Regions from separate parts of the Mus musculus genome. Here region 2 is linked to region 1. A link is a loop called in an ENCODE intact Hi-C map of the cell type or tissue named here. Cell type or tissue: heart. All regions are shown on one strand. Each heading gives the region's core, and the rest is flanking DNA. Links, peaks and the distances in the headings are about the cores only. Region 1 holds the start of Gm26138 (a small nuclear RNA gene). Region 2 overlaps Pakap (paralemmin A kinase anchor protein).

Region 1 (15,004 bases), core at 4,760-12,759:
GCTTTTTCTCATTTCCCCTTAAATATTCCTCTAAATTCCAGAGGTTAAAACATGATTGATAGTGGCTAAATAATACTCTATCACTAAATGTGACAAGTCTAACTCTTCTCCCATAGGCAGAGAAGTCGGTTTAAATATGAAAAAGAAAATGAGGAAATTCTGGTATATAGCTTTGTGCCTTTGTTTAGATATTGGCTGAATGTGTGTCATGTCTTTTCTTGGGAGTTGGTCAGGCAGAGTATACATTAGACAATTGATTTTTTGAACCATTTTCCTTGTGATATTAATGGGAATTCCATGAAACAGACTTCTCCTGTTAAATGAATTTGAGGGATCTACAACCCCACTCATGTATTCGAGGCTCACAACCACACTGAAACCAGGAGTCTTCTCCTGAGGGTTCTCCCACACACCAGCACACCTCTTAAATTACTGACTTTATTTATTTATTTATTTGCACATATATGTATATACTGTCTTAGGTTACTATTGCTATAAAGAGACACCATCACCAAAACAACTCTTTTTTTTTTTTGAACAAAAGCACTTCAAACACATTTTTTTCCATTTTTTATTAGGTATTTAGCTCATTTACATTTCCAATGCTATACCAAAAGTCCCCCATATCCACCCAACCCCACTCCCCTGCCCACCCACTCCCCCTTTATGGCCCTGGTGTTCCCCTGTACTGGGGCATATAAAGTTTGCAAGTCCAATGGGCCTCTCTTTCCAGTGATGGCCGACTAGGCCATCTTTTGATATATATGCAGCTAGAGTCAAGAGCTCCGGGGTACTGGTTAGTTCATAATGTTGTTCCACCTATAGGGTTGCAGATCCCTTTAGCTCCTTGGCTACTTTCTCTAGCTCCTCCATTGGGAGCCCTATGATCCATCCATTAGCTGACTGTGAGCATCCACTTCTGTGTTTGCTAGGCCCCGGCATAGTCTCACAAGAGACAGCTACATCTGGGTCCTTTCAATAAAATCTTGCTAGTGTATGCAATGGTGTCAGCGTTTGGATGCTGATTATGGGGTGGATCCCTGGATATGGCAGTCTCTACATGGTCCATCCTTTCATCTCAGCTCCAAACTTTGTCTCTGTAATTTCTTCCATGGGTGTTTTGTTCCCAAATCTAAGGAGGGGCATAGTGTCCACACTTCAGTCTTCATTCTTCTTGAGTTTCATGTGTTTAGCAAATTATATCTTATATCTTGGGTATCCTAGGTTTGGGGCTAATATCCACTTATCAGTGAGTACATATTGTGTGAGTTTCTTTGTGAATGTGTTACCTCACTCAGGATGATACCCTCCAGGTCCATCCATTTGGCTAGGAATTTCATAAATTCATTCTTTTTAATAGCTGAGTAGTACTCCATTGTGTAGATGTACCACATTTTCTGTATCCATTCCTCTGTTGAGGGGCATCTAGGTTCTTTCCAGCTTCTGGCTATTATAAATAAGGCTGCCATGAACATAGTGGAGCATGTGTCCTTCTTACCAGTTGGGGCATCTTCTGGATATATGCCCAGGAGAGGTATTGCTGGATCCTCCGGTAGTACTATGTCCAGTTTTCTGAGGAACCGCCAGACTGATTTCCAGAGTGGTTGTACAAGCCTGCACTCCCACCAACAATGGAGGAGTGTTCCTTTTTCTCCACATCCACGCCAGCATCTGCTGTCACCTGAATTTTTGATCTTAGGCATTCTGACTGGTGTGAGGTGGAATCTCAGGGTTGTTTTGATTTGCATTTCCCTGATGATTAAGGATGTTGAACATTTTTTCAGGTGCTTCTCTGCCATTCGGTATTCCTCAGGTGAGAATTCTTTGTTCAGTTCTGAGCCCCATTTTTTAATGGGGTTATTTGATTTTCTGAAGTCCACCTTCTTGAGTTCTTTATATATGTTGGATATTAGTCCCCTATCTGATTTAGGATAGGTAAAGATCCTTTCCCAATCTGTTGGTGGTCTTTTTGTCTTATTGACGGTGTCTTTTGCCTTGCAGAAACTTTGGAGTTTCATTAGGTCCCATTTGTCAATTCTCGATCTTACAGCACAAGCCATTGCTGTTCTGTTCAGGAATTTTTCCCCTGTGCCCATATCTTCAAGGCTTTTCCCCACTTTCTCCTCTATAAGTTTCAGTGTCTCTGGTTTTATGTGAAGTTCCTTGATCCACTTAGATTTGACCTTAGTACAAGGAGATAAGTATGGATCGATTCGCATTCTTCTACACGATAACAACCAGTTGTGCCAGCACCAATTGTTGAAAATGCTGTCTTTCTTCCACTGGATGGTTTTAGCTCCCTTGTCGAAGATCAAGTGACCATAGGTGTGTGGGTTCATTTCTGGGTCTTCAATTCTATTCCATTGGTCTACTTGTCTGTCTCTATACCAGTACCATGCAGTTTTTATCACAATTGCTCTGTAGTAAAGCTTTAGGTCTGGCATGGTGATTCCGCCAGAAGTTCTTTTATCCTTGAGAAGACTTTGTGCTATCCTAGGTTTTTTGTTATTCCAGACAAATTTGCAAATTGCTCCTTCCAATTCGTTGAAGAATTGAGTTGGAATTTTGATGGGGATTGCATTGAATCTGTAGATTGCTTTTGGCAAGATAGCCATTTTTACAATGTTGATCCTGCCAATCCATGAGCATGGGAGATCTTTCCATCTTCTGAGATCTTCCTTAATTTCTTTCTTCAGAGATTTGAAGTTTTTATCATACAGATCTTTCACTTCCTTAGTTAGAGTCACGCCAAGATATTTTATATTATTTGTGACTATTGAGAAGGGTGTTGTTTCCCTAATTTCTTTCTCAGCCTGTTTATTCTTTGTATAGAGAAAGGCCATTGACTTGTTTGAGTTTATTTTATATCCAGCTACTTCACCGAAGCTGTTTATCAGGTTTAGGAGTTCTCTGGTAGAATTTTTAGGGTCACTTATATATACTATCATATCATCTGCAAAAAGTGATATTTTGACTTCCTCTTTTCCAATTTGTATCCCCTTGATCTCCTTTTGTTGTCGAATTGCTCTGGCTAATACTTCAAGTACTATGTTGAAAAGGTAGGGAGAGAGTGGGCAGCCTTGTCTAGTCCCTGATTTTAGTGGGATTGCTTCCAGCTTCTCTCCATTTACTTTGATGTTGGCTACTGGTTTGCTGTAGATTGCTTTTATCATGTTTAGGTATGGGCCTTGAATTCCTGATCTTTCCAAAACTTTTATCATGAATGGGTGTTGGATCTTGTCAAATGCTTTTTCTGCATCTAATGAGATGATCATGTGGTTTTTGTCTTTGAGTTTGTTTATATAATGGATTACATTGATGGATTTTCGTATATTAAAAACCATCCCTGCATCCCTGGAATAAAACCTACTTGGTCAGGATGGATGATTGCTTTAATGTGTTCTTGGATTCGGTTAGCGAGAATTTTATTGAGGATTTTTGCATCGATATTCATAAGAGAAATTGGTCTGAAGTTCTCTATCTTTGTTGGGTCTTTCTGTGGTTTAGGTATCAGAGTAATAGTGGCTTCATAAAATGAGTTGGGTAGAGTACCTTCTACTTCTATTTTGTGAAGTAGTTTGTGCAGAACTGGAATTAGATCTTCTTTGAAGGTCTGATAGAACTCTGCACTAAACCCATCTGGTCCTGGGCTTTTTTTGGTTGGGAGACTATTAATAACTGCTTCTATTTCTTTAGGTGATATGGGACTGTTTAGATGATCAACTTGATCCTGATTCAACTTTGGTACCTGGTATCTGTCCAGAAATTTGTCCATTTCGTCCAGGTTTTCCAGTTTTGTTGAGTGTAGCCTTTTGTAGAAGGATCTGATGGTGTTTTGGATTTCTTCAGGATCTGTTGTTATGTCTCCCTTTTCATTTCTGATTTTGTTAATTAGGATTTTGTCCCTGTGCCCTTTAGTGAGTCTAGCTAAGGGTTTATCTATCTTGTTGATTTTCTCAAAGAACCAACTCCTCATTTGGTTAATTCTTTGAATAGTTCTTCTTGTTTCCACTTGGTTGATTTCACCCCTGAGTTTGATTATTTCCTGCTGTCTACTCCTCTTGGGTGAATTTGCTTCCTTTTTTTCTAGGGCTTTTAGATGTGTTGTCAAGCTGCTAGTATGTGCTGTCTCCTGTTTCTTCTTGGAGGCACTCAGAGCTGAGTTTCCCTCTTAGAAATGCTTTCATTGTGTCCCATAGGTTTGGGTACGTTGTGGCTTCATTTTCATTAAACTCTAAAAAGTCTTTAATTTCTTTCTTTATTCCTTCCTTGACCAAGGTATCATTGAGAAGAGTGTTATTCAGTTTCCACGTGAATGTTGGCTTTCCATTATTTATGTTGTTATTGAAGATCAGTCTTAGGCCATGGTGGTCTGATAGGATACATGGGACAATTTCTATATTTTTGTATCTATTGAGGCCTGTTTTGTGACCAATTATATGGTCAATTTTGGAGAAGGTCCCGTGAGGTGCTGAGAAGAAGGTATATCCTTTTGTTTTAGGATAAAATGTTCTGTAGATATCTGTCAGGTCCATTTGTTTCATAACTTCTGTTAGTTTCACTGTGTCCCTGTTTAGTTTCTGTTTCCACGATCTGTCCTTTGAAGAAAGTGGTGTGTTGAAGTCTCCCACTATTATTGTGTGAGGTGCAATGTATGCTTTGAGCTTTACTAAAGTGTCTCTAATGAATGTGGCTGCCCTTGCATTTGGTGTGTAGATATTCAGAATTGAGAGTTCCTCTTGGAGGATTTTACCTTTGATGAGTATGAAGTGTCCCTCCTTGTCTTTTTTGATAACTTTGGGTTGGAAGTCGATTTTATCCGATATTAAAATGGCTACTCCAGCTTGTTTCTTCAGTCCATTTGCTTGGAAAATTGTTTTCCAGCCTTTCACTCTGAGGTAGTGTCTGTCTTTTTCCCTGAGATGGGTTTCCTGTAAGCAGCAGAATGTTGGGTCCTGTTTGTGTAGCCAGTCTGTAAAAATATGGAATGCTTCACGAATTTGCGTGTCATCCTTGCACAGGGGCCATGCTAATCTTCTCTGTATCGTTCCAATTTTAGTATATGTGCTGCCGAAGCGAGCACCAAAACATTTTATTTTTACCAAAAACAAACAAAAGAACAGTAATCAAAAACCATGAACAAGTTATAATAAAAAGGAAAATTTTAATTTTAAAAAGTCTCTGTGTGAAAAAGTAAAGATAAAAATTTTAAATTAATAATATAGCTAAATTTATTTCTTAAAAAATAAGCATAGGGCCAGCAAGATGACTCAGCTGGTAAAATCGTTCCACACCCATGTAGTCACACATGCACGCACACACAAAAGTAAAGGGTTTCTTTCTTTCTTTTTTCTTCTTCACATTTTGGTACATCTTATTTGTTAGGGACCATCACAGACATAAAAAGTAATGTTGTGGGCTAGCAAGATGGCTCAGTGGGTAAGAGCACTGACTGCTCTTCTGAAGGTCCTGAGTTCAAATCCCAGCAACCACATCATGGCTACAACCACCTGTAATGAGATCTGACACCCTCTTCTGGTGTGTGTGAAGACAGCAATAGTGCACTTATTTATAATAATAAATAAATCTTTCAAAAAAAAAAGTAATTTTGCTACAGTGAGCTCCCAGCTTCCCGGTCTTAAGTCCTGGTTCAACAGCTGGGTGAGTTTTAGAATGCTTCATCTGTCCCTTTCTTCCCCTCAAAGCAAATCTCCCAAGGAACATTTAAGATGTGTCGCTTTAAAACACGGACATTTTCTCACCTAACCCGGTTCCCCACTGTAGCTTCCTGATCACTTCTGAGTGTCACTTAACTACTAGTTGGTGCATATGCGAGTCCTCATGAAGACATGATCAAAACAACTCCTATAAAGAAAACATTTAAAACAGTTTCAGAAGTGTAATCCATTATCATAATGGCAGGAAGCATGCCTGCCTGCAGATAGATGCTAGAGCAGTAGCTAAGAGCTACATCCTGATTCACAGGCAGAGAGAGAGAGACAGAGAGAGACAGAGAGAGACAGAGAGAGACAGAGAGACAGAGAGAGACAAAGACAGAGAGACATAGACAGAGAGACAGTGAGAGAGAGAGAGAGAGAGAGAGAGAGTCAGAGAAACTGAGAGACTGAGAGAGACATTCTGGGCTTGGCATGGGCCTTTGAAACCTCAAAGCCCACCCCCAGTGATACACTTCCTCCAACAAGGACATACCTCTTAATCTTTCTAATTCCTTCAAATAGTACCACTCCTTGGTGAGTAAGGATCCAAATATGTGAGCTTATGTGAGCAATTCTTGTTCAAACTACCACACATACACATATTTATTGTGTGTGGGTGTATAGGTGGGTGTGAGTGTGCACATGCCTTGATGCACATGTAGAGGTCAGAGAGCAATTTGCAGGAGTCAGTTATCCCCTTACACTATATAGGTCCCAGACATTGAACTGAGGCCATTGGGTTTGGCAGCAAATACTTTTATGCTCTGAGCCACCTTGCTGGCCCTCACACACCTTTCTAAAAAACCTATTGTTTGACAAGTTTGTTTATGTAATGCTATTGATTTGTTTGTAGCACTGAAGATTATTTCATATAGCCAGGGTAATAGAGATCACCCTAGCCGTGTGGGGCTGCCTGCCCTCAATTACCCCCAAAATGTGAGGCTCAAATTTACTCCATTATTTTAGACAGGACTATGTTTATGAAATAAGTTGAAGATGTTTCCTTTTGTCTACTGGGAAATGCAGGCTGATTTTTGTCCTGTTGGTTTCTTTGTGACAGTTGCATAATGTTACACGGTACCTGTTCCATACTTTATATGTGTCAACCCCAGTCTTCAGCCTAAACCAACAGAAGCCCACCCTGAGCTCTGCCTGGCATGGTCTGCTCTTGCTTCCCAGGGATGCAGGCGTTCTGTGAGATGGCCCTCTCTCCAGTCCAGGGCGCGTCTGGATAGCAGGATGCTAATCACTGAATAGGGAGGCCATTTTCAGGTACTTGATCATTCACCCAGTGAAGAGACAAATTCAAGAAGAGCAAAGTTTGATGGGCCAACCTGGGATGAAAGCTAAGGATACGGGAGCCATGAGATGCACACAACACCCAGGATACTCCACAGTTTGCAGATTCTTCTAATACACGTCCCCTAGGTCATAGAACTTGTAGGGCCCTCGTGAGGACATAGATTGATGTGACTCACTATTCAGACATATGCATTTCATTCTTTTTGTTTTTGTTTTTGTTTTTTTGAGACAGGGTTTCTCTGTGTAGCCTTGGCTGTCCTGGAACTCACTTTGTAGACCAGGCTGGCCCCGAACTCAGAGATCCACCTGCCTCTGCCTCCCAAGTGCTGGGATTAAAGGTGTGCGCCACCACGCCCAGCCACATTTCATTCTTATAATGACCCCATGAACTGCTGTGTTGGGGAAATACCACACGTTTCCCATAATCCTATGAGAAGTCTTTGACTCTGAACTCAGGACCCTGAGGAAGGAGTCAGGTGTGGAACAGTTCCCATTCTTCAGCTTTCCAGTGACTTGTGTGATTCCTAAGATGGGGCATGGAGTTCTAAGACATGACTTGTACCATACTGTAGGGAGGATGCTTGGTGGTCTTAAGGCCCAGGATAGAGAGCTGACCAAGTTAGCAAGTTTGTAGAACAGAACCAGTTTCTCCTTTGTCTCTGAGGCCTGCGACCTTCCTTCCTTGGGGTTGAATATCCAAAGTCTCTTCTGCCACCAATCACCTCTTTGGAGGCTCCTCCTCCAGCCCAGCTAAGACAGCCTTGCTTTCTGCGACCTCTACTGGCCGTCGCTGGCATTACTTTCTGTTCTAGGTTTTCCATAGGTTTTCTTCTGTTAGGCAGGCATTGTCTTTTTCTAATGGCCTACTTGCTTCTCTATGGGAACTTTCTCATTCCATCATATTGGAATTGGCCAAAATTCCGAACTAACTCTGACTATTGTTCTCAGATGTGATGCTGGCTGGAATCAGCATTGGGCTTTCATGATCCGAGCCATAATTATCCACTCTGTCTAGCCATCATGCATGTAAGAATTAAATGTCATGAGGGTCGTGAAGGACTTGCCGTAAGAACAACCTTAGGATCATTCCAGAGCATTGAGTCCTGCAGTCTGAATCCCAGAGTTTGTTTGTGTATGTTTGTGTTTTTTCACTTGCGTTTGACTACAGAATCACTCTGTAATCCAGGCTGGTATGGAATTTATTGTGTAGCACAGGCTGCTTTGAACTCATGATGATGCTCCTGCCTCTGACTTCCAAGTGTTGGGAGGGGACCTCTTTCCTGGGATTCTCTGGTGGTGGGGGAGTGTTGATCCCAGTGTTTTCTAAAGTGGTTGTATGCATTCTATAATAAACATATTGGCTTATTAAGTACATACTGACTCTTACCTTGTCCCTTATTCTGCTGGGATCCAGGAGTCAGGACAGATAGAAACCCCACTGTGACAGGTTCCTCACTGAAATGAGTGAAAAGGATTTATAGACGATTGGAATGATCTGTGTCTTCCTGTGATTTTTTACAGTTTACAGATGACAGTCACTTCAGTATCCAGAGATGATAAACAGTATAGTAAGAAAACGGCTTTCACAGACCTTAAAATAAAGTCTTATTTGGCAAAGACATCAGTGTGAAAACCAGAAGCTAAGTGTAGACAGTTTACTCTGCTTCCTAGACATTTACTGTTGGAAGAAGGGTTGATGGGAGATGGTCTGGACATTTGAGAGGGTGGCCAGCAACAGTCACCAACCTGACAGTGTGTGAAACAACGTTTCTGGCTTTCCAGACTTGCACAGATCGTATGTAGAATGCCCAAGGGATTACACAGTCTCACCCCACGGTTGTATTATTTCTTCAGATTCCGGTCAAATAGCAGCTACAGTCATTGGATGCTTTCTGTTCTGGATATTAACCTTTACCAGTGTTAACTTAGTCTTTATAGCAACTATGTAATATTAAGAGTAAGGAACTGGCCCAGAGCTATTTGACTGATGGCTGGTAAGTAGTGGGTTCAAACTCCAGCATACTGGCTCTAGACTCGAGATCTAGAGCATGCATGCTTACCACTCTCATGTACTGTTTCTCAAAGTTTCATTTAAAAGACCATTGTGAGTCTGGGGTTGTGGCCCAGTTGGTAGAGGCTTGCCTGGCATACATGAGGCCCAGAGTTTGGTCCCCAGTACAACCTAAAGTTAGATATAGTGGCATATGCCTATATTTCCAGCATTCAAGGAGAGTATAAGCTCAAGATTATCTTTAGCTACATACTGAGTTCAAGGCCAGCATAGGCTACAGAAGACTATTTCAAACTTCCCACCTCCTCTTCAACTCTGCTCTCTCTGTGTAGATCTGGCTGTCCTGGAACTCACAGAAATCTGTCTACCTCTGTCGCTGACTCCCAAGTGCTAGGATTAAAGATGTATAAGAAAACTGTTCACTATTGCTCCATCTCAGAGATGCAATTGAGTCTCTGTAGCACTAAAATCCACCCACGCATGCCTTGATGATCTAGAAGTGAAGGCTGGGGATTTACCACCTGTGAGAAGTGGGTCTCTAGGAGCTAAGGGCTCTGTTGGTAGAGCGCTTGCTTGGATTCAGTCACCAGCAAGGCATAAAGCAGGCATCGTGGCTGAGCTTGTAACCCTAGCGCCTGGGAGGAAGAAGCAGAAGTGAGTTTTGAAGTCAGTCTGGGCTATGTGAGTTCAAGGCCATCCTTCACATCGTGAGATACTGTCTTAAGAAACATGAATCTCCAAGGTGCCAACTCCTCTTGACAGCCTACTGTTGTGATCTGTGAATGAACACGTGTCCCTGTATATTTGGAACCAGTGTCTATCTGCCTGGCATATGTTCGAAGGATGCTGAGTATGCCTAGAGGCCCCACACCATTGCTCAAATCTCCCCACCTGGCAACTCTTGAGGGGCGATCTCAAGAGCTCAATCTTACCTTTCCACCTCTATTGTCACTCATTCCAGAAAGTCTAGGACCTTAGCAAAAGGTCTTTGGGACTCTAGCAGGTAAGATAAATGAAAGAAGTTAGCTAATTAAGCCTGGTGTCTCCTGAGAAGCTGGAGTCTTATTCTCATTCAAAGACTTCTCTATACCAGGGCAGGTCAACTAGTAATTGATTACCCCTGATGCAGGGGGCAAAGGATGCTGGGAGTGCTGGGGACAAACTTTGGCTCAAGTGGCCTTTGTAGATTCTCAGCTTCCTTACCTGTGAGAAGTTGGTTTCTACAGTGCTACAACCTCTGACAGCTTTATGATACTATCTGAGAGAATTCGTCTCCACAATCTTGGAGCTAATGTCTGTCTGTCTGTCTGTCTTTCTGCCTGCCTGCCTGACATGTTGCAAAGTGCCTGCCATTCCCATTTGAGTGAACTTTAGCTCTGGTGTCACTGTGGTGTGTGTTGAACAGGTTTGCACTTCGTTCTCTTAATGAAACCCTTTGACTTAACCATGACTCCGCTCTGCTCTTGAGTTTGCAAGTGTGTGCGAGTGCCCGAGAGACAGTTTTTTTTTTTTCTTCCTTCTACAAGCAGTGCCTGCTGAGCAGATGAGCTTAGAAAGGGTGTTCTCTTCGTGTTGTTTCAGGGAAAATAGAGAAAGTCAAACCTCCTCCATCCCCCACAACTGAAGGTCCCAGCTTACAGCCTGACTTAGCCCCTGAAGAGGCTGCCGGAACCCAGCGGCCCAAGAACCTGATGCAGACCCTCATGGAAGACTATGAGACCCACAAATCTAAAAGGCGCGAGAGAATGGATGATAGTAGTGTAAGTTTTTCCTCCTTTCCTTTCTCTTTTCTGAAGGTGACCTTGAGTGTGGCATGCCTGTATCTTGGATGTGTGTGCAATTTATCTGCTTCTCTTGCTTGCCTCATGATTCTGAAACCTATTTTCAAATGAGTGGTTTAATGTGCCTCGGGGACTAAGTATCTATCATCAAGAGCTGGTTGTTTGGTGGCTAAGCCAAGCTTGAGGTGGTGGGCGAGGCTGGTCCATGAGATGGTGGGGTGGAGGAAGATGATGTGCCTGGGCAATACATCGAAGAAGGATGCAGTCTCTCTGGATGTGCTCTCAGGCTTCAAAAGCTGCATTGTGATCTATCCTCGTATATGTCGCACACTGCTCAAGAGACTAGGTCTGTTTGGGGTTCTTTGTGTGTGTAGTTGGACAGGAAAGAGACATTTTAAATGACTGCTAAAAACCACACAACTACCCCTCTCCCTTCAACCTTCCCAACTCTGTACATGTTGGATGTGTGCCCTATGAAAGGAAGTCATCTGCACTGTGGTTTCCTTGTCCAGTAAGAGATTTAAGAGGTCTTTCTGAAGGGTTCCCCACAAGCCTAGGAGGGGCAGCCCCAGGTTATGTATAAACACCCTAGAGTCTCAATCTTATATCTTTCACCAAAGTACTCCTCCCACCCCCGGAAACCCCCCCCTCCTCCATTATACTGAGGTCACAAGTAGCTTGGATTGATAAACCACCTAGTGTCTACCTGTTGACCTGTGTGTTTATGAACAACATCCCCTTTCACTCTTCCAAGTTTGGATGAGCTATGCAGTTACCCTCAACTTGAATGCTCTGAGGTTCACAGTAGGAAGTCCCTGCCAACTCAATGACTTTCATCTCCTGGCTGGATAATCCCAAGTTAGAGAGTTTCCGGGATGAATGCCAGATGCTGAAGGCCCCTTTTCAGCTAGAGGGATAAAGAAGAGATACACACACACACACACACACACACACACACACACACACACACACCCCTCTTCTTAATCACGAAGGAATATCTCTGCTGTGAGGCCAAGAGGCTCCTCTGTGGATGGAGCCCTGGCTTAGGTAGCAGCTGCAGACAGTTCTACCGCATTTCACTGGACAGGTGCCAGCAGCTTACTGTCTACTCAACCATGTTAGCAGCCCCTTTGGGTGTAGAGTCCTTCTTTAGGTGTTTTTAGTTGCCGACTGAAGTGCAGTCTTAGAAGCATATGGTTTCTTCCCTCCACCTGATTCAACAGTGTACAGCAGCAGCTTTGCTGACCATGAGCTGAAGAGCCCTGGGCCATTCAGTCATGACCCACGTAAACGCTTTCTCAGTGCATTCTGTGTTGATTGTGTGTGCTTTTTTTTGCACTGGAGTGCTGATGTTAAGTGGAGGAAAGTGATCCCCAGGCCTGGTGCACAGGCCTGTAACCCCAGACATTGGAAATGGGAAGTAGGAAGATAACATGGTCAGGGTCTGCCTGGGACATAGTGGAAAGAGGTACTTATGTCACAGGCAGAACACTAGACCCCCCACCCGCACCCCTTTCTGGTAAACTCTGATACTCAGGAACCCACATCAGGTGCCAATGGGGCCCAGTTTTCTCCAATTGCTAATGGCTTCCTGTCTCTATCTCACCCAAGTAAAGGAACATGTTGGCTAAGGCAGAAACCTACGAGTGAATCAATTTATTTTTATTTTTATTTGAGGGCTGGGTGTTTTGAGCTTTTTTCCTCGAATCACCCTAGAACAAAATCTGTCAATTGTTGAAAAGTTTTAGGGATAGGACAAATTCCAATCCCCATATCCCTACTTGTGCCTTTTAATGAAGACTCAAATCTCAAAAACACATACTCAAATTGCTTCTTGAAAAATTATATGGGTGTCAGCCTGAATTGATTTCCAAGTCACCTGCTAGCCTGTCTCTCAGCCCTTTCAATGTAGGGCACCTTTCTACGCCTCTGTATAGAGAAAAGCAAGCTTCATTTCCCCAAGTTGGTCCCTAGCCCTGTCTCCATTTTCCCGGTTTCTGGAAAGGATGGGTGGCTTGGTAGAGGTTATGGAGTTGGCCTTCCTGTCCCTAAAAGCTAGAGGTGATTGTCTTTAGGGCCATATAATTCTGTCCTCCTGAGCCATTCAAACACATGTTTTTAGGGTGACACATGGCCTCTTGGATTTCTGCCTCCTTAAGTGCCTCACGTGGTTCATGCTGTCACCTTCATTTGTCAAATGACTCAGTGACAAAAGAACAGAACAAAAACTCACTTTTCAAAAGGTTCCCCTGCCTCCCTGCTTAGAACTTGGGCAAACTGCTCTCTGTCCTCTTTACTGATCTTCACCCACCTGGACCAGCTACCTTGTCCTGTGTTATCTCTGGTGAGTGTCTCTAGGAACTAACAGAACACTCCATTTCCTAGGTACCCACACTAGTCCTAAATAATAATCCCAAAAGATTATCCAAGGACCGTCCCAAGCTTGGAATCTCATCTAGACCCACAGGTTCCTCTTTCACTGACAGTGCCATCCTTAGGTTTGTTTTAGAGAAACTACCCCGAAAACCTGGCCCTTCCTCCCTTCCTCCTTCCCCATTCCCTCCCTCCCTTTCCCTTCATGTCCCCCCTCTTCATTCTACTCTTGGGGTCTTACTGTAATAATGCAATGGGGTACAGGACTGTTTAAGGTTCAGAGAAACCCTCAGGAAAAGAAAAGGACATTTGGTTATAGAATCCATCAAATCCAGAATGGCCATCTAGGTCCTCGCTGGTGGGCAGCTGGTTAGACAATGGGGAAGACGAAATCCTGTTAATTCAACAGAAAAATGCAAACAAGACCTTGAATTAACAAACCTCGGCTTATCTGATATTTTTATTAATGAGTATTAGAGTATCTACTTGCCTCAAGAGATACAGGCGTTTAAATAAACAAATATCAGATGAATCAATACTTGAGAGGTTGTATAATGATCCTCCCCCTCCCCCCAAGCCTCTTCCCTCTTACTCACTTCTGGCATGGTGCCAGAGCCCAGCCGCTGGGGGCGGGGGAGTCTGTGAGTGTGCCTCTGCCGTGTACTAACCCTGGTCTTTTCCCTCTCTGCCAGTACACCTCTAAGTTACTGTCTTGCAAGGTGACTTCCGAGGTACTTTTCAAACTTGTCTGTCTGCGTCCTGATGCATGCTTGATCTTGGTGCACGCGGTTGTGGTTTGCTGTCTCATGCTGTGTTCAATAAGAATGTCAAGAAAAAGCCTCCTCTCCATGTGTGTTTTCTGCCTGACCTTTCTGAATTGGGGAACTGACTTAAATATTGGTGTCCAGATGATAATGAACACCGCTGTGCTGTGCTGTGCTGTGCTGTGCTGTGCTGTGCTGGGACGTGGGGTTGGAGAAGACCTTGGTCACCCAAGGGTCTGGAAGATGTTGAACTTGAGGGCAACTATTGACAGACTGTGTGGATTCTTGTAGTTTCTTCAGGCACAGGTAGCAAATGAGTTCTAGTCTGGTTAGCAAGCAGTGCCACCCGTACAGGCCAATCTTGTGATTTTTGACTAGTCCTTTATTAACCTTACCACAATTCCCAGAGAGCTCTGCACTATGGACTGAGGACAACTTATTTCAAAGGCAAACCATCCCAGTCCCTCTTCCCTCCTCCCTCCCTCCAGTCTTAGGACCTGTATTTCTGTTCTGGAAGCTCAGCTAAGCAGCGGTCTTTCCCCAAACCTCCTCTTTCCCCATACAAGTTCCATTAACATAGATTTCACAAATATATGTGCTCTGAGAATGCAATACTTGTGTGGCTGGAGAGATGGCTCCGCAGTTAAAAATTCTTCATGTTCCTGCCAAGGACTAGGGGAGTTTGATTCCTGGCACCAAAAACATCTGGTGTGTCACAATCACCTGTAACATTAGCTCCAAAGGTTCTGATGGCCTCTTCTGGCCTCGGTAGGAGTACCTAGGTAGATAGGTACTCTCACACACCCACACACATGGATTGGATCCAGGGCATATACATATATATTTGAAAAAAAATTTTTTTTAAATGTAAAGCCAAGCATGGTGTCACATGATTATAATCCCAGTGCTTAAAAGACACAGGCAGGAGGATCCCTGTGAGTTCAAGGTCAGCCTGGTCTACATAGTGAGTTCTTAGACAACCAGAGCTGCACAGAGAAACCTCGTCTTTCCCCAACACCAAATTAAACATGTAAAGTATTGTATGTCTACACACAT
Region 2 (15,004 bases), core at 3,215-11,214, 160 kb before region 1:
GACATCTGATGCTGTGCGCGTAGCTTCTCTTTTCCTCTGTACCAGTGTTAATAGACAATAAACTGCCTTCTCACTGCACCTACTGCTATGTGTCTGTGCCCTGATTCCTTCCGCTTCTCACTCGCTCTAAGTGAACTCCTGACCATGTTGGAGGTGCCCCCTAGCTACTCCCTGAACCTAACAGGACTCCAATCTCCCCCACACTATGCATCGGTCCAGAAATCAGCTGGGTGCGCCTATGAACGATAGAACAGCTCAGTCCCCGCTATGGAACACAGAATCCCAGGTGAGACCATCAATCATCAATCTAAAGAGTGTTCCAGGTGATCCTGATCCATGGATTATGTGGCTCACAGGATTGGGTGTCCGTTGGTCCCTGCCTGTCCTAGTGGGTTTCCATACTAACCGATTAAATCTCTCAGCATTCTTCTCTCTGGCTTTCTTTTTGCAGATCTCTTTCCACACCTGTCTTGTGGGTTTTATTTTCTCTTTTTCTTGCAAGTCTCAGCAGCGGCTCAGGCAGTGATGAGTAAACTCTGGGCTCCCCTTATATTAACAGTTTTCATTCAGTAGCTCACTACAGAGGTTGTTGTCTCTCTTGTTCACCGCTGTATTGACCTTACCCAGGACGGGACAGGTGAACTTGCTCGCTCTATATGTCACTGGATAGAAAATACTTTTTGGTTATGTGAACCAAATAGTCTTGTCATAATTACTCATCTCAGCTCTCCACAACTTACAAACAAGAGGGTGGCTGGATTTTAATAAGATGACTGACAAAGCACATTTAGGCCCAGTCTGGCCTGTTGACTTGTAGTTTGTCATCTTGTGGCCTAGGACAGGACCTGTGTTACATAATAGGTATTCAATAAAAAATTATTTCTGGCATGAAAGAATTAATAAAGAATAATATGATACCACCTGTGGATGTGTCACAGAGAATCATGTTCTTGGAGGACAGAGTAGATATTAAATTAGTTGGAGTGTGTATTTGTTTGGGTCTCAAGGTAGATTTGGGGAGATGTCTTTATGCTTGGAAGGTAATGGAAGATGAAAATATATATGGTGTCTTATAGATTTTCCAATTGCCAGATGGGAACTGATAAGAATTTCAGGCAATACGAAGTGGAGGAAATACAAAGGCATCTTGTCCCTGTCAAATGTGCTAGCGGTGCAGCAATGCCTGGTTCCTATGTATCTACATATTTAGCCCAAGTGTTTAGAGACTCGTGTTTTGTCTGATCCAGGCCATACTGTAGGTAGCAAGGCTTTTGTACATTATTTCCTCGATAATAAGAATATTATAACATAGAACATGTTGGCTTAGACCACAACCATGACCATGCATTATAATTCATGAGCCATGACTCTAGATCATTCCAAAAAATAGAAAGCTGTATGAAAAGCTGAGAGCTAACCCCCACCCACGATTGCAAAGAGGGGACTTAGACTCATGTAGAGCACGGGCAAGGCAGGAGCTAATGATAGATATTAATTTGCTTGTGACAAGTGTCTGTCCCATCCCCCAGCAGAGGCCCTGCTCCTCCCTAACATAAAGAATATAAACTGTTTCAGGATTAGCCCCAAGAGGAAGCTACTTAGCTCTTCCTCAAGTCTAGGACTGCTTTTGTAATGTGTGAATTGCCTGAAATTGTCATTTTTGTCGATAAGTAATGTTGACCATAGCAATTCCAAATAGCACAACTCAGCCTTTCTATTCTGTGTGTGTGTGTGGGGGGGGGGGGGGTTCCCACTATCAAGGGCAATCCAGGTGAAGTGTAACTGTAGCAGGGGACCTTCAGAGGTTAACGAGGCATTCCCCTTGGGAGAGTGAGCCCTGTGGGGCTGACATCACTGCTGTTAAGGTATTATAAGTACCCTCCCCACATAGCACTGATTGGGAATTCTAGGTGACAAATGCCACATCCAGTCCTCTACTTCTTACAACAGAAGGCTCTCTGCCATAGAACTGGTGTAAGGATTGTTATGAAATTGGATGCAAAAAGATTGGGAAAACAGGGCCATTCTTTCAAGACAAGACAAAATGGCACCAGTTAGTTGGACCTTTGAACACTCAAGGAAATGGTCAGTAATAACAGTGCCCTCTGTAGGCTGGGAGGTGTCTCTGCAACACTTCCTTACCTAAAGAGAAACAGGATAACATCAAGTTAGTCTTACCTACTCCTTAGAAGTCGGGTTGCAAAGTTCACCTGCATTGGAGTTTAAATGTAACTGCTCCCCTGCTTTTACTTTGTACTCCTTTATTGTGTTTCTTGCAAGGCAGTGATATTTCTTAATGCTCATGTCTTTGTCTTACTGACAGTAAGAATCAGCATCAAAGACTGGCAGCCTGGAGAATTGGTGAAGCGTTGATTGGCTTGCCATCAAAACATGACCCAGTCCAGGGTTTGTTTCAGTTTTAACCAAAGGCTACTCAAATGTAAAAGTGATGATAGTATTTCCAATTTTCCTTTTCATGACCGCCTCATGGGGTACTGAAAACACGGGGCACAGATGTGTACACTTTGTGGATGTTTTATTATGTTCATTTATTTATTTATTTGGGGCGGGGATGGGTACACAGTCAGTTCTCTCCTTCTCCCACTTGGGTCTTGGGGATTGAACTTGGGTCCTTAGGCTTGGCAGCAGGCACCTTTACCTGCGGAAACATTTCTTCAGCAGCTGAACTATTCTTTTCAGAGCAGGGTCCTTTGGTCAGTCAGGTAGAGGATGTCCTCAGGGTGAGGACCATTCTGCAGTCAATATGAACTGTCTATATGTAAAGAGCTAATGTCACACAAGGGAACTAGATATTTTGCTTTCCCTGAAATGCTAATGTCCATCTCCAAGAGCAGATACACCTCTACTTAGTGTCCCCCAACCTCCCCCCAAAATTTGGCACTTTGGTGTATCATGTCAATTATTTTTACCTTGTGCACATGCCAGCGCATGTGTGGTATTGTTTTATAGTTCAGTCCATATAAACTTACTCAAGGGTTAATTTTAGTACACTATCTTAAATAGTTCACATGCCATAAAAGGAACTCAAAATAAATTTAAACGAACATTGGTAATTTCCAGATGACTGTAGTAAATGAAGTCACCTGAGAGCAGATGTTGTGTTAAAAAGAAAAAGGAGGGAAATACAGTAGAAAATATGGTCATAATTATTGCTCTGTCTCTACCATCATCAGACAAAAGAGAGTCAAGACGTCCACTGTCCCCTTGGCATGTGTGTCAGTGTTCCATAATGCCAGCCACCTGCCTAAAACCTAATGGGACACTTCTTGCCTGCTTAGACTTTTAAAAAGTAAAGGCCAAATTCCTCATTTCAAAGATCAGAGTGAGAAATACCAAATAACTTGCTCAAAGCGGCAGGAAGAGCAGAGACAGCTGAGGTCGTAGCACAGCTTAGAGTGATTTCATGTTCTGCCTGCTGAGCCAGGCGCCTGTCAGTCATGCTGGTTCTTTCTTAACAAATAAGTTGAGCTCGTCAGCAGCGCGCTCAGATGCTCCAGCAAGATCTGGACTGCTGAAGCAAATAACAGTAACATCTGTTCAGCCACAGAGCCATCTCGGGCATAAGCACTTTTTTTACCCACAGAATCCAAGTTGATTGACTCCTGCTGTGTTACTTAAATCAAACGGATGGCCAGATGTAAGCTTTCAGAGAGTAGAGGAAGTGGGGATGGGGCAGAAAGCATGCCTGTGGGGCCTCTCTGGGGTCCATGGTTCCAAAGTAAAAAATGTTCACCTTCTTCTGGGTGTCTTCTCCCTGGGGCAAGCTCAGAGAACTCATGAAGAGAGTGTGAACTGCCACCTGGCTGATCACAAGAAAAGGGGAAGCTGAGTGGAAAAGGCAGCACTTCTTACTTGGTTGTCTCTGACCTCTCCCCCCTCCCCTCCCCTCTCTTCCCCTCCCCTCCCCTCCCCTCCCCTCCCCTCTCCTCCCCTCCCCTCTCCTCCCCTCCCCTCCCCTCCCTTCCCCTCTGTCCTTTACTATCTCTAACAAATGAGTCCATTTTCCACCTGAGACCCAGCCTCTCCTATCTTAGTTTACTTTCTGTGGCTATAACAAAATACTCAAGACTGGATACTTTGCAAAGAACAGAAACGTATTTAGTTTACAGTCCGGAAGCTGGAAATTCCATGGCTGCCAGAACTAATGCTGTCATAATATGACAGGAGTCAAAAGGACAAGCAGGTACACCCAGAGAGACAAATGAGATGGCCATCCTCTTCCTGGATAACAGCCCACTCGCTCCCCAACAAATACAGTCCCTGGGGAGCAAGAACGCACTTCTTTGAGAAAAGACTTGATCCACCTTCACCTCCTAACCAATCACATCTTAAAGGCCCTGCCTCCAAATCCACTACAGTGGCCCTCAGCTCTCAGGACCATCATCTAGAGGGTGATCACTTTAAAGAGTTGGAGAATTCTCCCAGGAAGCACCATGCCCTAGAAATCTGTTTTGGGATTTTTTTTCTTCTTGCTTTTGACGTAGCAGAAAGTATAAACTTTTTTTAAAAATCAATAATAATGAGGGCCCTATCCCAACATTCCTGGTTTAATTGGTGTGTGGGGCAGCCTGAATTATTGACTATATATTATATTATGTATTGTGATATTAATTTATTAAGCTTATTAAGGTAAGTCTGCCTGGTATGCCTGGTATCTGGTACTGGAAACAGCACCTAGAAATGTGTGGGCTAGGCAGAAATATTCCAGGTTCAGTCCTTTCTGCTCTCCCAGTAAAGGGAAGGTGTGGGCTTAGGCTTTGGGAATGAAGTCCAAAGCAGAGCATTAGCCGGTCGGGCGCCCTCGGGTGATTGATTTCAGCTCAGCAAGCCTGTTTCTCATCTGTAATATGGAAACAGTACCTGCATTGCCTGACTTCTGTGAAGAGTATTTTATGTAAAGTGTGGTGGCGCATTCATGGGACAACCTTCCAGACGGGAGGAGGGACTGCAGCCTGAGCTTGGACTATCTTCAGTAGTCTGCTGGGGGTGGACCCAAGGACTCTGAAGGGACTGAGGAAGTGGCTGGAGGCCAGGCTATGGATGATCAGATCATTCCTCTGGGAATGAGTGACAACCTGCAAGTTCAAGGGCAGACCTGGGACATACTGAGTAGACCTACAGAGGGTCTTGGTTCGGTTTGGTTTTCCTTTGCAACCATCCATTCCCATATTTTTATCTTCTCTTGAAAAATTAAATCTAACCAGGTGAGACCCACATGTCCAGGGGGCAGGCATTTGTTGAATGCTGGCTGGACTACAGGAGATGTCTCTCAAAACAACAAAAACAATGCAACAACAACCACAGCAATAACAATAACAATATGATTATAAGGAGGAATTTGAGTAGATTACTTGTATATTGTTCATTGCAGTATTCTTCCAAATAGTCAAAAGATGACAAAAAAAAAAAAACAAAACAACCCTCTCTTATTCATCAACAGATAGCATAACAAAGCATGCTATGTCCACACGGTGGAATATTGTCCAGACTGGATGCAGGACAGCCTTAGCCTGGAGATGGGTCCCTCACAGAGATACCGCCACTGTTGCTTGTGAACTTGCAAGAATTTGTGTGGGGAATGCAGCTGTCCGTCCTCAGTTTGCTCGTTCTTAATATATGGTATGATAGCTTCTCTCTTTAGGCTGCCAGGGAGGTTAAATGAGTTTTATTTGAAAAGAACTTAGCATAGTGTCTGTGAATGTTAATATCAATTGCCAAGCCTGACTGAATCTAGAGTTGCCTGAGAAATGGGCCTCTCGGGTCATGTATGTGGGGGATGACAATAACTGATGTGGCAGGAATGATGTTGACTATGGGCAAGACCATTCCCTGAGCAGAGGATTCTTGGTGGTATAAATGGAGGCAGCCACCAGAACATGATCGTGTATTGCCCCCACTGCTTGGCTGTGGATGTCGTAGGACCAGATCTTCTAGCTCTGACCGCACTGGCTTCCCCTCCATAGTGGAGCAGATCTCTCTCCCTTAAATTGCTTTTGTGGGAGAATTTTGTCATAGCAACAGGAAGAGAAATTAAGACAATGTTCAACCCAGAAGCTATGCTTGCTGTTTTCAATCTGTTAAATCTGGGGGTGGGGAGCAAGGCTGGTATGCTGATTTGCATTACCTTATTTTGTGTGTTTGTATTATTTTTATTTTTTAAATTTTATTTATGTGTTTATTTATTATATATGTGTATATGTATGTGTGTATATATACATATCCATACATATCCATACACATATGTATGTATGTATGTATGTATGTATGTGTGTGTGTGTATGTGTGTGTGTGTGTGTGTGTGTGTATAGATATATATACCTTGACTGCAAGTGCATCTGTGCACCGTGTACATGCCTTCGCAGGCCAGAAGAGGGAGTCAGTTCTCCTGAACAGAAGTTGAGCTGCCTTGTGGGGCTGAGAATGGAAGAGAATGCAGTTTTCTTAACATCTGGGCTGTTTCTCCAGCCCTGAATTGAGAGAGAGAGAGAGAGAGAGAGAGAGAGAGAGAGAGAGAGAGAGAGAGAGAGAAAATAAGATACCTAGTTGGGGGGCAGTATATATTCCCAAACTTGGATCACCACGGGAAGTCTTTGGGATTCTTGTTCAAACGCAGGATCTGGGTGGGCTGGCCCCAGGTAGGTTGAAAGTCTGTAGCTCTCACAGCCTTCCAGGAGGCCTAAGACTGCTTGGCCATTGGCCCATGCTCAAGCAGCAAAGGCACTGGGACCTAGTGCTGTTATCTGTTATCCTGGGCTATAGTGCAAATTGCCCACACATGGTGACTTAAAGCACACACAGTTGCAATCTGCTCTCTGTGCTTGTGAGCTCCTCAGCTGTGGATACAATCACCCAAGTTGGACTGAAAATACCTGGGAGGAAATGCATCTGTTCTGAGTATGGACCAATGACTTTTGCTCATCACTCCCTAAAGACTAACCACTATACGCATAGCATGAAAGTGATGCACGTAGCATGTCATAGTGATTGCACTGTATAAAGTATACAGGAGGATGTGTGGAGGTTATATGCAAACTCCATGCTATGTATAGGAGGGATTTGAGCCTCAGTGAATTCGGTACCCTCAGGGGTCCTGGGAATGCCCTGTGGGTGCTGAGGACTGCTCCTGCTTGCCAGCATGGCTGTTCTGACATCACTCACAGTCTCTATACAGCTAATGCTCGGGATTTCTCCCAAGATATATTCTCAGCTGAGTGTATAACACTGTAAAGGTTTCACTACTCTCAGGTCTGGCTGTCCCGTGGAACCTCAGATGGGGCTGTCAGTTACGACACTTACCTACCTACTCCACCCACAGCATCCTCCTGTGGCAAGGGGGCTATTTGTGGCTCAACAGCTGGGTTCCAGGAGAAGCTTTCCAGGGAGAAAGCCAAGCTTGAAGCCTTATCTAGCCTCTCACCGAATCTTTCTGTCTCTTCTTCATGCTATGACGCCGTCCTCAGGGCTACCCAGGGGCAAGGGTAAAGCATCTGGATGCTTTACTGAAGAAAGAAGTGTAAAAAAAAAAAGTAGAAGACTCTTTGAGCCCCTTAAAAGGAGCTTGAGAAAGCTGTAACAGGGACAAAAAGCTGTGGACTCCTCTACTAGACTTATATTTAAGTATGTGGCTTGAGATGTCACAGAAGCCAAGTGGATCTTTGCTTCAATAGGCTGTATGAATATCTGATGGTCCCTACTAGATGAGATGGACTTTTCAACTACGGGGGGGAGGGTGGCGGTCTTGGGGGGACCTCTTTCTCTTCAGGAAGCTCTGTGCCCAGCACAGTGCTTGGTACACAAAATGGACCCAATAAATATTTGTTGTGTGGGTGGGTGGATGGATGGATGGATGAGAGACTGATGGGTAATAAAGGTTTTAGGTCTGAGAATCTGGAGTCTGATGAAGAAATCTGGGACTCTGCATACCTCCCCAGAACTCACCTGTTGGGCACTTCTCCCAGGGAACAGGATGATGATAAGTAGACTCAGCCCCCAGAATCCACAAAGCCTTGGCTTTGGACTTGTTTGGAAGACACCAGAGCAGTCAGGGCCTGTCCTGTCCTGCAGCCTCAGTCCCTTGCAGGATCAGCAGCTATGGGAGGCCTAATAGCCAGGGAAAACCTCTCAACTTGCAGTAAAGAGAAACTAAAACCAGGAGTTGAAGAGAAAATGAAAATTGATAGTGGCCATCGTGTGCTGCATTGTCTCCTTGGGTGCAGCTCTCTCTTTTCCTGGTTACAGCCTAACCTGAAGCAACCACAACTCTCAGGGGCTTTCCCTGGGGACTCCAAACCACAGCAGCAGCAAGGAGGGAGGCAGGAATTCCCCAAGACAAAAGTCCCCACTCTTCTGGCTAGTTGAGAGGTCTGATTGCACCTTTCATGGGGTGTAAAGATATCCACCTTTCACCTACTCCAGCATCTACCAGTCATAACTGGCTCCCAACCCCACAATCAGCACAAAGAAATTAGGGAGGGAGCCCTCGGGAGTCTCATGTGATTCTCAGGGCTGACCAAGAAGCCCTTTCCTTGGCTTCTTTATTCCCAGTAGTCTGCTGGGAACCAGAAAGGCTGACTTGTCAGGTATAGCGCAAGCCAGCTAGCCATCAATTGTCTATCTCAGGACCTCTTTCAGTGGCATGACACAGTCCTCTGCTTTTCATGGTGTGTCTTAGCTCATGCTGTGGTTTCAGTTCTGTGGAGCATGGCATCAGCAGGGACGTGTAAGCTCAGAGAAGACAGTGACAGAAAGCCACCACAGTGCTGTCAAATGCAAGGACCTCTGGCCTGACAGTTCTTCCCTGCACACCCTCGACACCGTGAGCATGCACAAACACAGCATAATTGTGCATAGACAGATATGCACGGATGCGTGTTGTATATGAAGGGGTGCAGGAAAGAAACTGCTGAGTGGTTACTCCACTCTTGGGGTAAAGTTTTATTGTGAATAAGATAGGAAGAAAATATCCGGAGGAAAATGCCAGAGCAGAGAGAGAGACAGAGACAGAGACAGAGACAGAAAGAGAGACAGAGAGAGAGAGAAACAGACTGGACATGGCCAGGGCTAGGGAAGGGAGAGAGTGGGAGGGAATGGTGAAGACAGCAGGATAGTGAGAGATAGAGACTAGAACATAGTGACAGGGACGGACTATCGGAGCATACAGAGAGTGCAAGAGAATAGCAAGGGAGGAGGGGTCCTGTTTATAAGGAGGAGGAGGAGCTGGGAAGAGGAAAGGTCTAGGATGCTATCATGAACTTTGAAATGTATAACAGGCACATATAGTATTGAAGGAGTAGAGGCCAGCTTTGATATGCTGATGGGCACCATAGGTGGCCATAGGTGGCTTTAGCCAGAGATAGGGGAACTGGCTTCACAAGTTCCTGAGGAATGCTGGCTTTTATCTACCCACCAGAAATCCTCCTATCACTGAGGTTGATCTCATCTCTTACTCTATCGGCAGCCTGTGAGACCGAACACATGTGTGCACATGTATATTCACAAGGGCACGTTCAGGCTCCCCTTGAGAAGGCCTTACTTAAGATGAGACACTCCAGCTGATGACTAGAAATGAGGAAGGCTGTCAAGCCAGGAATATTCCATACTAAAGGAGCAAAGACTCTACACCCCCACACCTGGTGGTCTAGGCCAAAGGAATCCACTCATGTCTGTTGTTTTGCCTCTGGGACAGGGACTACAGTCTACTCTGTCCTGCCTTCCACTGCCTTTCTCCATCACCCTGACTCCTAAATATTAGCCACAGAGGGTAACAGGTATTCATTTTAGTCCATACACCACGAACAAGAAACACCAAGTTTTCTAGTCTTGCAAACAGTTTGGTCTCAGTGGTTGTTTTTGTTTTTGTTTTTGTTTTGTTTTGTTTTGAGATTCCCTCCGACCCAGGGTTCGCAGAGGAAGGTGCCATGCTTTTCCTGAGGGCCTACCTCCAGTGGTCCTCTGCAATGCCATGGTCCTGGCCTTCACAGGCTCTTCAAAACTGAAGTCTGGGTATGTGTAGAGTCTGTCTGAATTAGCAAGTGTCTACTCACATAGACTCAACGCCTTAGGCAAACAGAAAACACGAATTGATTCTGAGAGTCCCCTTAAACAGGAAGTTCCAATAACCAGATGTGGAGGCACAAGCCTGCAATTCCAGCTCTCTGGAGGGCTGAGTCAGGAGGCTTGCAATAAGCTCCAGGCCAGCCTGGGCTATACAGAAAGTTCCAGGCCAGCCGGAGCTATATATAGCTCAAAACAAAGACAAACAAAGCAAAACTTCAGAAGGGCAGGGATTTTTATTTGATGATCTTGCCCTAAGTGTCCAGAACCATTGTGGACCTTAGATGATGCTTCTTAAGTAACTTAAGCCGTGAATGGCTCTGTTTCATTGTCTGCACTTGGATTTCAAACTTTTGTTTTGTCTCCTTAGCTATGCTTGTTTCAGGTTTATTCTTAACTCTTCTTTGCAAAGAAGGGAGATCCCCCTTGCTGCCTGGACTAATGTCCTACTCATCCATGGGAAACTGTTTTCCAAGCCTCGGGCTGCTTGGGGATGTTGTCTCTAAGCTCCACACGCATCCTAGAAAGATTTGAACTTCCTCCCTGATCTCAGCTTTGCTGGGCAGAGCTAAGCCTGACCTGAAGAGTTTATTGTTGCTGTTATTACTGCTTTGAGAAAAGATCTCACAGTGCCCAGGCTGGTGGAGAACTCAGCCTCCCCCAAGTGCTGGATTAAGATAATATTTATTATAGAAGTGTGTGGGCTTATAATCCCAGCACTCTGAAGATAGGAACATTGGGAGTTTAAGGTCATCTTCTGCTACATAATGAGTTGAGACCAGCCTGGGCTACATGATACCCTGTATCAAAGCAAATCGTGTGTGTGTGTGTGTGTCTAGATTATAAGGACAAAACAAGATCATGTTAGGCTGGGATTTACCTGCTGTAAATTTGGGTTTCAACCCAGGCTTCCCGGTGTATGACTCACTGCATAATCCCTGCTCCAGCCTGGACCATCTCCCTGTCCTGAACGTCCTGTTCCTCTAAAATGTTCTCCACCGTGCCTGCCTACAGAAAAATTACTCATCCCTCTGGGCCAGGGCTGCCACAGCCTGCTCTCACCCTTGCCAGAGTTCATATCTCCTTCACATCCACGAACTCTCTCTTTTCTATTCCCATAAGAAAAACCTTGTCATCTGTCCAGCTCACTGTCCACAGGTCTGTCCTTTGGCTAAAGGTAACTTGCTTTAGGACAAGGAAGCTGCCCCATGAGAAAGCTCATGACCACCACCCGTGCTTGCTTATTGCATGGCCTCACATGCAAACAAACAAAAATGTTCACTGGGTACTCATTGGTGAAGAAAAATAAGGCTGTGCCAGGTTTCCAAGTGCCCACTGCCTCTTCTCACTCCTTAGTCTAGGGCAGTCCTTGGGCAATGTGATGTGTGATGTGTGAAGAACAGACCTTGGTCTCAGGGTTTATGCCAGCAGAGGCCGAATATCACTCAGTCTAGAATAAGCAGAAGGGAATGTGGCCATGAATGAGCATGGAGGCACCCTAACATGGAGAAAAGGTCACTGTTCCAAAGGCTAGGACCTCTGCTTCCAGTCCAGTGTCACTGCCAGCTGTGTGAGCTGTGGCCTGTGGGGAGCTTGTCCCTTCCCAAAGCCCGGCAACTTCACCTATTTTAGAAGAGCAATGCCACCCCCTTCCTTACCCCTTCCACCAGGTGTGTGCGTGTGGTGAAGGGAAAGCCATAGCACCTGTGTGCTTTGCTGTCCTCCTGCAGTGGTAAGGACAGGACACATGGCACACTGCTCTTTGGTAATAGCTCTGTAAACACAGACAGTAGGATTCAGTAAATGTAGACTATCGGCTGGAATGAACAATCCAGGAAAGGCATGTTGGGTGGAGTTCCTGAACTCTAAGTGCTAGAAGGATTCAGCTTTGCCTCCCGTCAAAAACAATTCCCAGGGGTAGCGAGATAGCTGATGGGTAAAGGCGCTTGCTACCAAATAGGAGGACCTGAGTTTGATCCCTGGGACCCAGGTAGTGGAAGGAGAGAAATATACTCCTGAAGGTTGCCCTCTGACCTGCACACCCTTGCAGTGCATAGCATGTGCACACACACACATGTAAATAAACAAAAATATTTGAAGTCGCAATTCTGCTCCCCTTTTACACCATCAAATGCAGCCCGAGTTTGCTGCGATGATCGAAGCGACTGAATGTCACACTGCAGAAGCAGAAGTATGGGAGCGGTTGGCGTGAGAGAGGCTTCAGGATTGCCCATGCATCCTGAAGAGTTTATTCAACCCCTATGTGGTGGCATGCCCTTTGTATCAGTCAGCTTTCTCTCTCGGCTCTGGGGCTGTAATGTGTAGCCCAGCAGTGGGGTGTCATTGCTCATAGTTCTTTCATTATTTCTATTTTACTGGCTCTTTGATTTTTATGTAGCCAAGGCTTACCTTGAACTTGCTATGCAGCCAAAGATAGCCTCCCTCTCCCAAGTTCTGGGATTATAGGTATGGCTCACCATACCTAGCTTGTTCCTATTTTATATTTCTATAGGTGTAGTTATGGATCCGTTCTATGTAGCTTCATCCTAGGACTCAGGATGGGAAAGGCACCCACATGTGTGGTGCATGGTCACTGATAGAGGAGTAAAAGGCACCGGCAGAGCCACACGTGACTCACACAATTCACACTTGGCTATGCCACCTGTTGTTTATGTTCCCTTGGGCCTGGCGTGGGAGCGATAGGGCAATCCACCCTTCCCATGAAGTAACTCTGAAAGTTTCTTGGCATGGAATGAGCATATATAATTATCTCATGAGGGATGCAGAAAACAATGAGAAGGACAGCGCAGTGCCACAAAGCTGTCATGAGTAGTGTCTAATATTAATCTTCTAATAACCCTATGACATATCTCTGCATTAGAGTATAGACAATTGAGAGTTGGCATGACTATCTAACATGCCCAAAATGTAGCCAGTAATTGGCTCAAGTGTCTGGCTTGAAGCTGGATTTGGTGGCATTTAACTAGCTTTGGGCTTGCCTGCAGCTTCTCGAGGACTCATTGTACAGAGATGTTGTCATTGAACAAACATTTATAAAGCAGTTACTGTGTGCCTGGTGCTGGAAACATGGTGATGTGCAACTAGATATTCTTCCTAAACCTCTGAGCATAAAATAAAACCAGAAATGTGAAGCACAAATTGGGTGCAGGGCAGAGCAAGAGCAGACCCAACACTCTGTGGTCCTAACCCTGGTGACGGCATAGACACTGACAGCCAAAACACTGTAGCATGAAGCTCTTGTCAAGGTCCTGCCTGGAGGAGCCAGTGCTGAGAACAGTTCCCCATCTAGAGTTCTAAAGGGCACTCACAGGAAGTCAGTGTCTGTGGGCATGTGCCCAGCCTTCTGTCTACAAGACTTGTCAAACCAGGCCTGTATGTCAGGACCTTCCTCCCTCCTGTGTGCTTCCTACTGTGATGTTTGATCCAAGGTCCTGCAGCGTCCCTCCTGGGCTCTAGCTCTGCCTTATACACAGTCAAAACCGTGCACATCACAACACCAAAGACCCAGCAGCCTCCACGTCAACCTAAGAGAGAAAGAGAAACCAGATTTAGTCTGCTTTTGAATCAGCACGGTGACACAGATGGCTTAAAACTGACAGAATAAGCCTTGATCCCTGTCCTTTTTAATGTCAGGGTGATAAAAAAGAAGGGAAGAAATTCTCCTGGTGTGGTTGGCAAAGCGACTGTAATAATAATAAACAACACTTATTTTAGTCATAGGGCTCCAGTACCAAAGCATGGGGCTCGACATTAGCCTGACTCTACAGGAAAAGTGATGACATAGTCAGCCGTTGCTCATCAAAAGAGGTGGCTTGTGGGCTGAGAAATAAGCCACTTAGAAAGTAAGACACGTGTCCCACAGCTGAGTCTCTGGCCAGATCCCACATCTGTAGAGAAATGGTTTTGTAAGAGGTGACGCTCCTCTCAGCTTGGTTGCGGTCCACCTACATTTTAGATCATTTTGCAAAGCCAAGTATATATGTATATACGTACACACACATACACCTGCATAGTTGTGCATGTTACTCAGTGTCTAGACCCACCCCCACCCCCCAAATTAAAAAATAGGATGAATATGGAGGAGTGCATGTGAGGAGACTGTCTCACACTTGATTAGGAAGGCCATGACCCACTGTCTTCAAGACTGACTTCAGGGAAGTCAGTGATCTAATTCAATCCCAACTTAATAGCCAGAAACTAGGGGAGCTGAAGATGTTAAGTCCCAGCCTGAGTCCAAAGGTCTAAGGAGATATAGCAACCAGGGCTGGGCGTCTTAGTGGAAGCAGACAACACATTAACCCTTCCTTCACATGTTTGCTTCATCACGCCCTCAACAGATTGGATAGTGCCCGTCACACTGGTGAGGGCAGACCTTTACCTCGTCTTCCAGTATATCACTAACCCTTAGGGAGCCAGCTTCTCAGATATGTCCAGAAACGATGCTTTTACCACCTATCTGGGTATCTCTCAGCCTGGTCCACTTCACAAATAGAGTTAGGCATTACCTGTATGTACACACAAAGTATGTATATGCACAAACGCTCTCACCAGACACACACATCTGAGATTTGATCTGAAAACTACAGATACCAATGTGCTTTGAATTCGGACTCTTTTACAAGTTCTGCTTCTTGGAGCTGGGCAGATGAATCAGTGTGGTGACCCTTTGTTTAGATAGCTGAAGTCTGCCAGTCTGATTTCCCTGAATCCTTTCCATTTTAAAGTCAGAGTGATTTAAAAGATGGTTGGAGTGAGGGAGATCCACCAGCATTGTTTAAAAGGTACACCATAATAACTTAAAAAAAAAAACGCATTTTGATTTTAGCCAATGCATTTGACTGAGCAGTTAAGAGTATTTGCTGCTCTTGCAGATGAGCCAAGTTCAGTTTCCAGAACTTGGTCAGGGATC

The links. Peaks named below come from ENCODE experiments on the same cell type or tissue, not always from the same donor. Only the 100,000 strongest peaks of a DNase experiment are listed, where the experiment ranks them.
Region 2: a loop joins it to region 1, with 2.1 times the contacts of the local background. A loop is called at or near these places in 2 of 42 quality-filtered maps.

The regions. Positions count from the first base shown.
Region 1 is chr4:57,872,413-57,887,416 of GRCm38, forward strand. It overlaps Pakap (paralemmin A kinase anchor protein), which reads left to right. Exons shown (of 11, transcript NM_001384150.1): 9 at 10,612-10,790; 10 at 13,877-13,915. It overlaps Gm26138 (a small nuclear RNA gene), which reads right to left and starts at 5,083; the gene lies at 4,977-5,083. In heart, for the core only: no CTCF peak of the experiment used is centred there; DNase peaks (open chromatin) are centred at 7,799 and 11,849; H3K27ac peaks cover 545 bases.
Region 2 is chr4:57,717,473-57,732,476 of GRCm38, forward strand. All of the region lies in intron 6 of Pakap (paralemmin A kinase anchor protein), which reads left to right. It overlaps Gm35099 (a long non-coding RNA gene), which reads right to left. Exons shown (of 4, transcript XR_003955209.1): 4 at 12,609-13,619. Among named protein-coding and RNA genes, the nearest start is that of Gm35099, 31 kb to the right of the region's middle. In heart, for the core only: a CTCF peak has its summit at 6,385 (motif pointing right); no DNase peak of the experiment used is centred there.